Regions from separate parts of the Homo sapiens genome. Here all the other regions are linked to region 1. Evidence: chromatin contacts called from ENCODE Hi-C or POLR2A ChIA-PET data. All regions are on one chromosome and are shown on one strand. The core of a region is the stretch at or near the end of the contact, and the rest is flanking DNA. Distances in the headings are between cores, read along the strand shown. Region 1 holds the start of SYCE3 (synaptonemal complex central element protein 3). Region 2 overlaps PPP6R2 (protein phosphatase 6 regulatory subunit 2). Region 3 holds the start of RABL2B (RAB, member of RAS oncogene family like 2B).

Evidence for each region. A loop is a pair of places that touch in the nucleus more often than their neighbours do. ChIA-PET counts read pairs that join two places held with the same protein, here RNA polymerase II (POLR2A). Pooled maps may share reads with other maps.
Region 2: a loop to region 1 is called in a pooled map, with 3 times the contacts of the local background. The contact joins the enhancer-like site here to the promoter of SYCE3 in region 1. A Hi-C loop is called at or near these places in 2 of 50 pooled maps. POLR2A ChIA-PET finds 5 or more read pairs at or near these places in 2 of 52 experiments (HEK293 and HepG2).
Region 3: a pooled map shows a loop between it and region 1 (7-fold over the local background). The contact joins the promoter of RABL2B here to the promoter of SYCE3 in region 1. A Hi-C loop is called at or near these places in 1 of 50 pooled maps.

Annotation. Positions count from the first base shown.
Region 1 is chr22:50,561,065-50,564,542 of GRCh38, reverse strand. SYCE3 (synaptonemal complex central element protein 3) reads left to right here and starts at 1,624. Exons shown (of 3, transcript NM_001123225.3): 1 at 1,624-1,685. LOC107985568 (a long non-coding RNA gene) reads right to left here and starts at 1,582. Exons shown (of 2, transcript XR_001755606.3): 1 at 976-1,582. RefSeq lists silencers at 1,523-1,932, 3,003-3,201.
Region 2 is chr22:50,398,298-50,401,608 of GRCh38, reverse strand. All of the region lies in intron 3 of PPP6R2 (protein phosphatase 6 regulatory subunit 2), which reads right to left. Among named protein-coding and RNA genes, the nearest start is that of MIR12114, 7.5 kb to the left of the region's middle. RefSeq lists enhancers at 1,277-1,873, 3,283-3,311. Within about 2 kb of position 1,753, at least 23 of the 41 ENCODE cell types and tissues checked have a DNase peak (open chromatin) inside an H3K27ac peak, as active enhancers do.
Region 3 is chr22:50,782,346-50,785,683 of GRCh38, reverse strand. It overlaps RABL2B (RAB, member of RAS oncogene family like 2B), which reads left to right and starts at 2,048. Exons shown (of 9, transcript NM_001130919.3): 1 at 2,048-2,183; 2 at 3,337-3,338. It also overlaps the pseudogene RPL23AP82. RefSeq lists a silencer at 1,877-2,116.

The sequences.
Region 1 (3,478 bases), core at 375-2,874:
CCTTTGCCCTAGATGGGCCTTCTGCCTGGAATCCTGTGCCCTTTCTCCTACTCTCTCGGAAGCTGTCTTCCTTAGCCATCAGAATTATTCCTGATTCGGGCCAAGCACAGTGGCTCACACCTGTAATCCCAGCACTTTGGGAGTCCGAGGCGGGTGGATCACCTGAGGACAGGAGTTCGAGACCAGCCTGGCCAACATAGCGAAACCCGGTCTCTACTAAAAATACAAAAACTAGCTGGGCGTTGTGGCATGTGCTTGTAATCCCAGCTACTAGGGAGGCTGAGGCAGGAGAATCACTTGAACCTGGGAGGCGGAGGTTGCAGTGAGCCGAGATCGTGCCACTGCACTCCAGCCTGGGCAACAGAGCAAGACTCCGTCTCAAAAAAAAAAAAAAAGAATTATTCCCTATTCATGTTTCTCTGGGCTGCTGTAACAGAAATCGGCTCTGGGCTGTATAAGCAAATGGAAGTATGAAGAGCAGCTCACAGGTGGAAAGGGATGGCCAGAAAACCGGGTTCAACCGGGGCAGGAACCTGGCAGCTGGCGGAGGGAGTGTGGCCCAGGCAGCAGCCTCCTCAATAAACAAGCGAATGCTCACTCCTTGCCCAGAACTGTCTGGCTCAACCCCAGCCATTTTTCCTCCTCTGCAATCAGGCTGCTAAGAATCAGAATCCCTGAGAGAAAATTCAGGGGGTCTAAGGTTTGTCAGGATTCTCAAACACAAGGTGTTCAAAATCAAAGTTAACCTTCCAAGCTAGCTTCTCCCACTCTTCCACATCTCTGCCAGTGGTATCACCCCGGCCATTAGCCCCTTGCTTCTTTCTCCCTCCCTCCCACATTACCAAGCCCTGTCAAGTCGACCTTGGAATGGCTTTGACCCTGTCCACCACTCAGCCAAACAACAGCAACGGCCGGCCCCGTCGCCACCCGCCTCGGCAGCCAGAGACCTTTTAACTCTGCCACTCGCCTACTTACCACCCTTCTAGGGTGCCCACGTCCCTCTGAAAAAAAAGGCTGAGCTCAGACTGGCCTCTGGTCAGCCTCCTCCCAGCCAGAGCTTTCTGTCACTGCCCTTCTAGGTGTTGAGTGGCTCTGCTTCCAGTTCTTGCCTGGAGACCAGGAGCGCCCGGGAGGCCCCAGCACTTTCCAGCCCACATAGACCTGCGTGCACCTCTGCCTCGTCTCCCTGAGCCCGGGCTGCCTCCTCTGTAAGATACATGCCACATAATGTCCGCCACACATGATCGCTGTGACAGTGGAAATAGCTGGGCGTTCAGCGACTCATTCGACAAATGTTTACCAGCACCTTTGGTACCGGGCGCTGTCCTGGACACTGGGGACACAGCAGGCAAACGGGGCCCTGCGTATAAATCCTTAAGCTCAAGAAGGAGGTGGGGGCAAAACTGTCAGGCCGGGAAGCTCTTCATCTCCGCAGGATTCTCCCTCAACCTCAGGACGTCCCCAGCACCGCACCTGCCAGTCCCAGACTCGGACGCCGCAGACCTGTGGGAGCAGCGCGGAATGCCCCGCCCCTTTTCCCGAGGACACCCAATGAGGGCGAGAGGTCACTTCCGGGGAGGGTTCGCTAACGGAAAGGGCGGGGCATCCCTCTCGAGGAGCGGCCTTGTTCCTCAAGCGGCCGCTGGGGGCGCCAGAGCAGGACCGGAGCGCGGGCCAAGCTGGAGGTGAGCGAGGCCGCGCCCCCCTGGGCCCCGGCCCTCCCAACGCGCCCTGACGGCTGGGCTCCGCCTGACCCTGTCCTAGCGTTCGCGGTGGCACCAACCTCAAGCCAGACCCTTGACTTCGACCCAACTCCACTCACCCGACTCCACTCACTCCACACCCCATGCCCCTCCCCCGACGCCCCTCACCCCGCCTCACCCTTCACCCCTCATCGCTCACGTCACCGCTCACCCGCCTCCTCACCCAGCCTCGCCCCTCACCCCTCACCCCGCCTCACCCCTCACCCCGCCTCACCCCTCACCCCTCATCCCGCCTCACCCCTCACCCCTCATCCCGCCTCACCCCTCACCCCTCCTCACCCCGCCTCACCCGCCTCGCCCCTCACCCCTCACCCCTCCTCACCCCGCCTCACCCCTCACCCCTCACCCCGCCTCACCCCTCACCCCGCCTCACCCCTCACCCCGCCTCACCCTTCACCCCTCACCCCGCCTCACCCTTCACCCCTCACCCCGCCTCACCCCTCACCCCTCACCCCGCCTCACCCTTCACCCCTCACCCCGCCTCACCCTTCACCCCTCACCCCGCCTCACCCCTCCTTACCCCGCCTCACCCGCCTCGCCCCTCACCCCTCATCGCTCACGTCACCGTTCACCCGCCTCCTCACCCAGCCTCACCCCTCACCCCGCCTCACCCCTCACCCCGCCTCACCCCTCACCCCTCCTCACCCCGCCTCACCCCGCCTCACCCCTCCCCCGCTCCCCTCACTGCACACTCCATACCCCACTCTCCCCACCTTACATCCCTCACCTCAGTCCTTCACCCCCTTAACCTAATCTCCATGTCCTCACACCATACACTCCTGATCCTGAAGTCTGCACACCCTGGGCTTCTCATTCCGTGCAGCCTGCCCCTCTTACCCTCACACCTGCCACACCTGGGACCCCGGAGTCCACACACCACCTCACACCCCAAGTTCCCACACGCACCTCTGGCTTCCTCCACCTGCACTTCAGGACCCGCCCAGACTCTTCATAGCCCAACTCCAAGACTTCTCTCCCACATCACAGGTGCATTCCCTTCCTGTGCTGCTCTCATCCCGTACAAAAGAGCACATCTCTGCACCAAGCATCCCTCTTATCCCCTCACATTCCTTGTTCTCAGAGGGATCCCAGACTCTGTTAGAAACTCTTCGTACCAGGCAAGACACTCAGACCACAAACCAGACTCTAGGCTCTGACTCGCTCAACCCCCGTCCTTCACACCTAAAGTGATACCCAAGCCAGACCCTACACTCCCGCCCCACGCTCCCGCCCCACACTCCTCCCGCCCCACGCTCCTCCCGCCCCACACTTCCGCCACCCATCCTAAGCTCCGTTCCATTGTGCTTTGGTGCGGGCTCAGGCCTCTTTCTCCACCCGTTCCCAGTCATCCCAGGCAACCTCATTAGGCAAGAAATGCCGTGAATTCTAATCCTGTGGCTGCTTCCTCCACATCAGCTCTCACACCCTCTCCCTGGATCTCCTTTTCAGATCCATCCCTCTTCTGAGATCCAGTGCCACTCCGGCCCAGCCTCCATCCTTCTAGCAGTCTCATGCTCTATCCCCAAATCTACCTGTGGCCACCCCAACGCCCCACTTATAGAAACTACATGTCTTTTCTATGCCTCTGCTTCACCCCAACCATCAACCACCCCTTAAGCCACTCTCATACTTGTGCTCTCAGTGTCCTTACCTTGTCCATCCACTGCATGTATGTTTACGTTCCCAGGCCTTCTACACTCCATCCACTGTCTCTG
Region 2 (3,311 bases), core at 504-3,003, 160 kb after region 1:
ACCCAGGAGGCAGAGCTTGCAGTGAGCCAAGATCGCATCACTGTACTCCAGCCTGGGCGACAGAGCGAGACAGACTCTGTCTCAGAAAAAAAAAAAAAAAATTGGCCTGGCGCGGTGGCTCACGCCTGTAATCCAGCACTTTGGGAGGCCGAGGCGGGCGGATCACGAGGTCAGGAGATCGAGACCATCCTGGCTAACACGGTGAAATCCCGTCTCTACTAAAAAATATAAAAAATTAGCCGGGCGTGGTGGTGGGCGTCTGTAGTTCCAGCTACACGGGAGGCTGAGGCAGGAGAATGGCGTGAACCCGGAGGTGAAGGTTGCAGTGAGCCGAGATCGTGCCACTTCACTCCAGCCTGGGCGACAGAGCCAGACTCCATCTCAAAAAAAAAATAAAATTTTAAAATATGACAGATGTTAAGCATGGTGGCACCTGTGGTTCCAACTGCTTGGGAGGCTGAGATGGGAGGATCACTTGAGCCCAGGAGTTTGAGTCCAGACTGGGCAACATAGCAAGACCTCACATCTAAAAAACAAACAAAAAATAATGGTAGAACTTTGAAAAGTCAATAAAAGGATGAGAACTTAAAAGATGAAGAAGTCTCTCAGATGTAGGCCAAAAAGGCAAAGTACAAAACATTAAAAGCAAAAATAAGGAAAGCATTAATTTGAGTAATCTAACACCTCATTAGAAGTCCCAGAAAGAGAAAAGAGGGAAAATATCAAAGAAACAATATGAGAAATTTCCCTCAGCTAATGTCACAAATGTACAGACTAAAAGGGTTCAGGGAGCCCAGAACAACAAATGAAAGAAATGGATATCCACTGTTGACCTCATTTGTCTACTCGGGATATCTTTGCTTACTTATACAACTTTTCCCTTAGAGTCAATATTTTTCTGTTTGCTTGATTTTGTACTTACCTATTACTAAATTCGCCCAAGCTCTGACTATGAAACTCTCTTGGCTCAATGATGCTCTTTGGGGATCCCCTGTCCTGACCCATGGAATAATTCCACATTACTGGGAAATTGAGAAACAATAGGGCTTAGAAAAGAACCTAAATGCCCTCAGAGAGGAGAGAAAACAGGTGACACACGTGAGCCAGGAGCTTGCTACATCAGACTTGTGAGACTAGAGGACAACACGGAGGCTCCCAAAGCCCAGGGGGTAATGCCCAGTCTGAACTTCTAATCAGAGGGTCTCAAACACGCAGGCCCGATGCCCTAAACATCACCACCCACGAACTCCATCTCAGGAAGCTGTTTTAACAGAGTGTAATTTACCACAGGAAGTCAACCGAAGAAGAGGAAGAAGCCATGACAGGAGATGGACAATGGATGTGGAGTGGATGGTCAGTGGCCCAGGAACTGTTATGGCAAAGTTCCCTTCCTCCCAGTGTTTCCCTTGGTGGAGACGCTGTCTTTCTTTCAGTTCTGCCCTGAGTGCAGCAAGTCTCTCTGCGGCAGGGGGTGCTTCCTGGGGGCCCGCTGTGACCCACTGCTGCTTCCCACTGGGTGAGCAGTTCTAATTCTGCAATCAGGAATGAGGAAGCCCACAGCTCAGAGTTATAAATGACACTGCTTTATGAGTAATGAAAGCGACAGCTTGGTGTCTCTTACTGACTCTTCTGTCTTATTTCTCAAATAATCCAGATCTTGGCAAGCAAACTAGACAAGAGCTCACGAAAAGACCAGGAGCATCCCCAGGCTCTAGGGCTGACCATGTGACTGCTGCTGCCTCCAGCCCTGGGGTGGCGCCCTCTGCTGTGGCCTGGGCAGGCAGTGCTCTGACTCCAGAAGGTGACCAGCCATCTTACAGTCACAGTGGCTTTTCAGCCAAGGGCTGCTCCGCAGAAGCAGGGCTAGCTGCATGTGAGGCCTTAGGAAGAGGCAGCGTGTGGGCCTCACCTCCCTGGAGCAGCCCCTGGCTTTAATTAAGCAGGGTCAGTGGCTGCTACCTGATCCCAATCCACCCAAACCAAGTGCAGCTTCTCTTGAGCACAGACAGCTCAGGCAAATTCTCCACTTTCAAGAAGAGTCCTCCCATAATTGAGCCTGTGGTCATGGAGGTGTTCTGCCAGGTCTGCAGGAGAACCCTGACCTCCAAGGCTAACAGGTTGCGGGAGGCGGTGTTTAACCTGGCAGTGCCACTAGGCAAGGATAGCAGAGTCGCGAAGCACAGGTGCTGCTCTGTATAAATGAAGCCTTCTTGGAATGTAGCCCCATCCATTTGTTTACTATTTTCTGTAGCTGCTTTCATGCTACAACTTCAGAGTTGAGCCGTTGCAACAGAGACCTTACAACCTGCAAAGCCTAAAGTATTTACTCTCTGACTTTTCATAGATACAGTCTGCCAACTCCTGGTCTACATATATATTTATATCTTCTCCATCTTTTTTTATTTTTTAAAGAGATGACAGTCTTGCTGTGTCATGCAGGCTGGAGTGCACTTACTCTCTCAGCTTCCCAAGTAGCTGGGACTACAGGCACCGGCCACCACGCCTGGCTAATTCTTTGTATTTTTAGTACAGACGGGGTTTCACCGTGTTAGTCAGGATGGTCTCCATCTTCTGACCTCATGATCCGCCCGCCTCAGCCTCCCAAAGTGCTAGGATTACAGGCGTGAGCCACCACGCCCGGCCCCTATTCTATTTCTCAAAAAAAGTGTTTTTTGTTTCACTTTATTTACAAGGCTAGTCATGTGACGCAGACAGACTGAAGAAGGAAGAAAGAAATCTTAACTGCTTGTGACCAATTAGGTGTAAACACTGCTGCACTTTGACTAGCCTCAAAAAAAGTGTCTTCTGTAATCTTAGCACTATCCTAGCACTTTGGGAGGCCGAGGCAGGCAGATTGCCTGAGCTCAAGAGTTCAAGACCAGCCTGGCCAACATGGTAACCCCGTCTCTTCTAAAAATACAAAAAATTAGCCAGGCATGCTGGTGTGCGCCTGTAGTCCCAGCTACTAAGGAGACCGAGGTAGGAGAACTGCTTGAACCCAGGAGGCGGAGGTTGCAGTGAGCCAAGATCGCGCCACTGCACTCCAGCCTGGTTGACAGAAAGGACTGTGTTTCCAAAAAAAAAAAAAAAAAAGTCTTAATATGTTTTTTTTTTTAAATAAAGAAATAGAGATGGGGGCCGGGTGCAGTGGCTCATGCCTGTAATCCCAGCACTTTGGGAGGCTGAGGCAGATGGATCACCTGAGGTCGGGAATTCGAGACCAGCCTGGCCAACATGGTGAAACCCTGTCTCTACTAAAAATACAAAAAATTAGCTGGGTGTGGTGATGCATGTCTGTAATCCCAGCAACT
Region 3 (3,338 bases), core at 799-3,298, 220 kb before region 1:
GGAAATGATATAATCAACATAAAAATGTTTTATAGATTGGACTAAAGACCTTTGAGGTCTCTTCACAGGATCCTATCTGGCGGACCCCCAAATCTGCCAACACAGAGGTCATCCGTAAACACGTGCAGGACAGAGGCCAGACAAAACCATCTCTCTCAGCCTCAAAGTGGCCTGGCAGTCACATGTGGGGTCTGGCCTGTATGAGGAAGTCAGGCTTTCGGCTCCAGGCACCCTACTGCACCGCAAAACCAAGTTCTGCCTAAGAAACAAAAAACAGCCTGCTCACTCTCCCTAATATCCCAGGTGGTAACCTAAGAGCATTATCTGCTAGACACCCCTCCTCCTCCACCCTCCATGTCCAAGCTATCACCAAGGTCCTAGCAATCTTACCTCCTAAATGTCTCCCAAATCCACTTCTCTCCCTTCACTGTCCAGGCCACCAGCATGACTTCTGCATGTGTGTAGCAGCCTCCGCGCAGGACGTAAAGATGCAAATCTAGTCGTAGGCTCTCTGAAAGGAAAATTTTGGGGACCCAAAATTACTAAGCTAAAGGAAAAGTCAAGCTGGGAACTGCTCAGGGCAAACCTGCCTCCCTTTCTATTCCAAGTCACCTATCTCCTCACTAAGATAGGTGCATATCTGATTCCCTGCTTTGGAGAGGCTAATCAGAAACTCAAAACAATGCAACCTTTGTCTCTCACCTACCTGTGACCTTGGAAGCCCCCTCCCTGCTTCCAGTTGTCCCCAGCTTTCTGGATGGAAGCAACGTACTTCTTACATATATTGATTGATGTCTCATGTCTCCCTAAAACCAAGCTGTGCCCTGACCACCTTGGGCACATGTCGTCAAGACCTCCTGAGGCTGTGTCACGGGTGCACCTCTTTCTAAATTACCTGAAACCATCTCAGATAGGGTTCACACATCCCTTTCCCAAACCCTCCCAGGAGCCCCTCGTGGGCGCCCAGGTCCTGCGTGCTGTTGTGGCCCAGGCTCACCTGGAGCAACTCGACTCTTCGTTACAGCCTCGTGAACCTTTCAGTTCCTAAAGCTGTCTAGCCTGTGAAAGGAAAATGAATCTGGGGGCCCCAAAATCACTAAGCTAAAGGGAAAAAAGCTGGGAACTGCTTAGGGCAAACCTGCCTCCCCATCTATTCAAAGTCACCCCTCTGCTCACTGAGATAGGTTAATATGTGATAGCCTCCTTTGCGGAGGCTATTCAGAAACCCGAAAGAATACAACAGTTTGTCTCTCACCTACCTGTGACCTGGAAGCCCCCTCCCTGCTTCGAGTTGTCCCGCCTTTCCCGAGGGAACCAACGTTCATCTTACATATATTGATGTCTCCTGTCTCCCTAACATGTATAAAAGCAAGCTGTGTCCCGGCCACCTTTGGCACATGTCAAGACCTCCTGAGGCTGTGTCACGGGCGTGCGTCCTCAACCTTGGCAAAATAAACTTTCTAAATTGACTGAGACCGTCTCACATATTCGAGGTTCACAAGCCCATGCATGGGGACGTCCCCTGGGGTAGCGCCCCTCCTCCACTGAGCTCACTCGCTTCCCCCTTGTGTGTTTTCTTCAGAAGAAATTTCGCAGCTACTTGGTCCACACCTGTCTGCCCCACAGGAACCTCTCTTCTCCACAGGCACATGGGCGGCGTACCTGCTGGGCTGTGTGGAGAGGACCGGGTTCCTCTCCTGATTCCTGCTCAGTTAATAACGAATGTCGACAAGTCGAGAAAATTGCTCAAATTTACCCCATCAAAGAATTAAAAACTGGTGAAAGCTTGACCTGCGCCCCCCACCCCTGACGTGCTCACCGCTCCACTCCCTCTAGGCGGGCGGCACCCGCTGAAGCCTCGGTACCACACCCACAGCCAGGAGCCCCAGTCCCGCACTCGGCCGCATGCGCACTCCCTGCGGCCCTCCCGCCAGGCGCCGCGCTGGGCAGCCAGCGCCCCGGCGGGGTCCTTCAGGCCTTCGGCCGGGCAGCCTCCCTCGGGGTCCTTGTGCGGTTGCGTAGCAGCTGCGAGGACGCGGGCCGAGCCGGAAGTGGAGTGCGCTGCGGCGCGAGCTGGGCCGGCGGGCGTGGTTCGAGAGCGCGCAGAGTCCAGACTGGCGGCAGGGCCCGAGGGGCCGACCCGCAGCGTCCCTGGTCTCTCCAGCCCTCACTCGGAACCGCACGTGAGGGCAAATCCGCCCCGGTGGCTGGCTTAGCACGCGGGGACAGCCCCTCCGAGGCCTCCCTAGCGGTGTGGGCGAGAGGGCGTCCGGGTCGGGGGAAGCACGGAAAGGTGGCTTCGCGAGGCTGTTGTGGGGGGCGGGACGGGCAGCCTGGCGATGCCTGGACATGGTTGGTGGCCAAAAACATTTATCGAAAGATAGCTTACCCACTTAGATGGCAAGGACACGGACAAGCAAGTCTTCGCCCGTAAGCGGTGGCTCACGCCTATAGTCCAGGGATGCCGAGGAGGGAGGATCGCTTGAGTCCAGGAGTTGGAGGCTGCAGTGAGCCGTGATCGCGCCACCGCACTCCAGCCTGGGCGACAGAGTGAGACCCTATCTCTAAACAAAAGAAAGAACGTCTTCAAGCATGGAGCCATGAAGCTGGATTTGGCTTTCTGTCGCTCTCTCTACAGGGTACAGGTGAAAGGGGGCAGACCCCTCATCATGCTTTCCAGGCATCTGCCACTTCCCAGGAATTGTCTCCCTGGATAAACAAGGCGAAGTCCCTGGCTGTGCAGAAGCAGTAGCTGTGTGGTGGCACAGTCAGGAAAACTCGGGGGCCCTGTTGGTATTTTCTACCCCTGACCCGTGTGCATACTTCTGTCGTAGCTCTCACCACAGTAGACTCTGCTATCATTGTGTCTTCCATCCTCTGAACCCTGTGCAAGGTCTGCTCATGGTGAATGCCCAGTAAGGCTCACCTATTGCTGCTGTCTCATCATCATATCATTTCTATGTGCCCCCCTAGCTAAGAGTCTGGACTGTGGTTACATTCTCAGGAATGTTTGCAAAGTCATATTTAGGTGTGAGGAGAGTAAAACAGAGCTAGACATAATGTTGCACACAGCCTTTGGCACTGGATGCCTGGTGAATGTCTTGTGCAAATGGGTAACGTGAGGAGCAGCATTTGGGGTGCGCAGGACTTAACTATTTGTGTATAACATATTATTGATGCCTGTGTGTCATACTCTGCTACTCCAAGTCTAGTAGTCAATTGCATACCATATCTCAGTCTGGCACTGAGGGAAGCAGTCTGGAGGGAGGTACAGCTGGAGATTTGGTTGAGGGGACTTATCTCTGACAACAGCCTCTTGTTGATCTTCCCAGACAGTG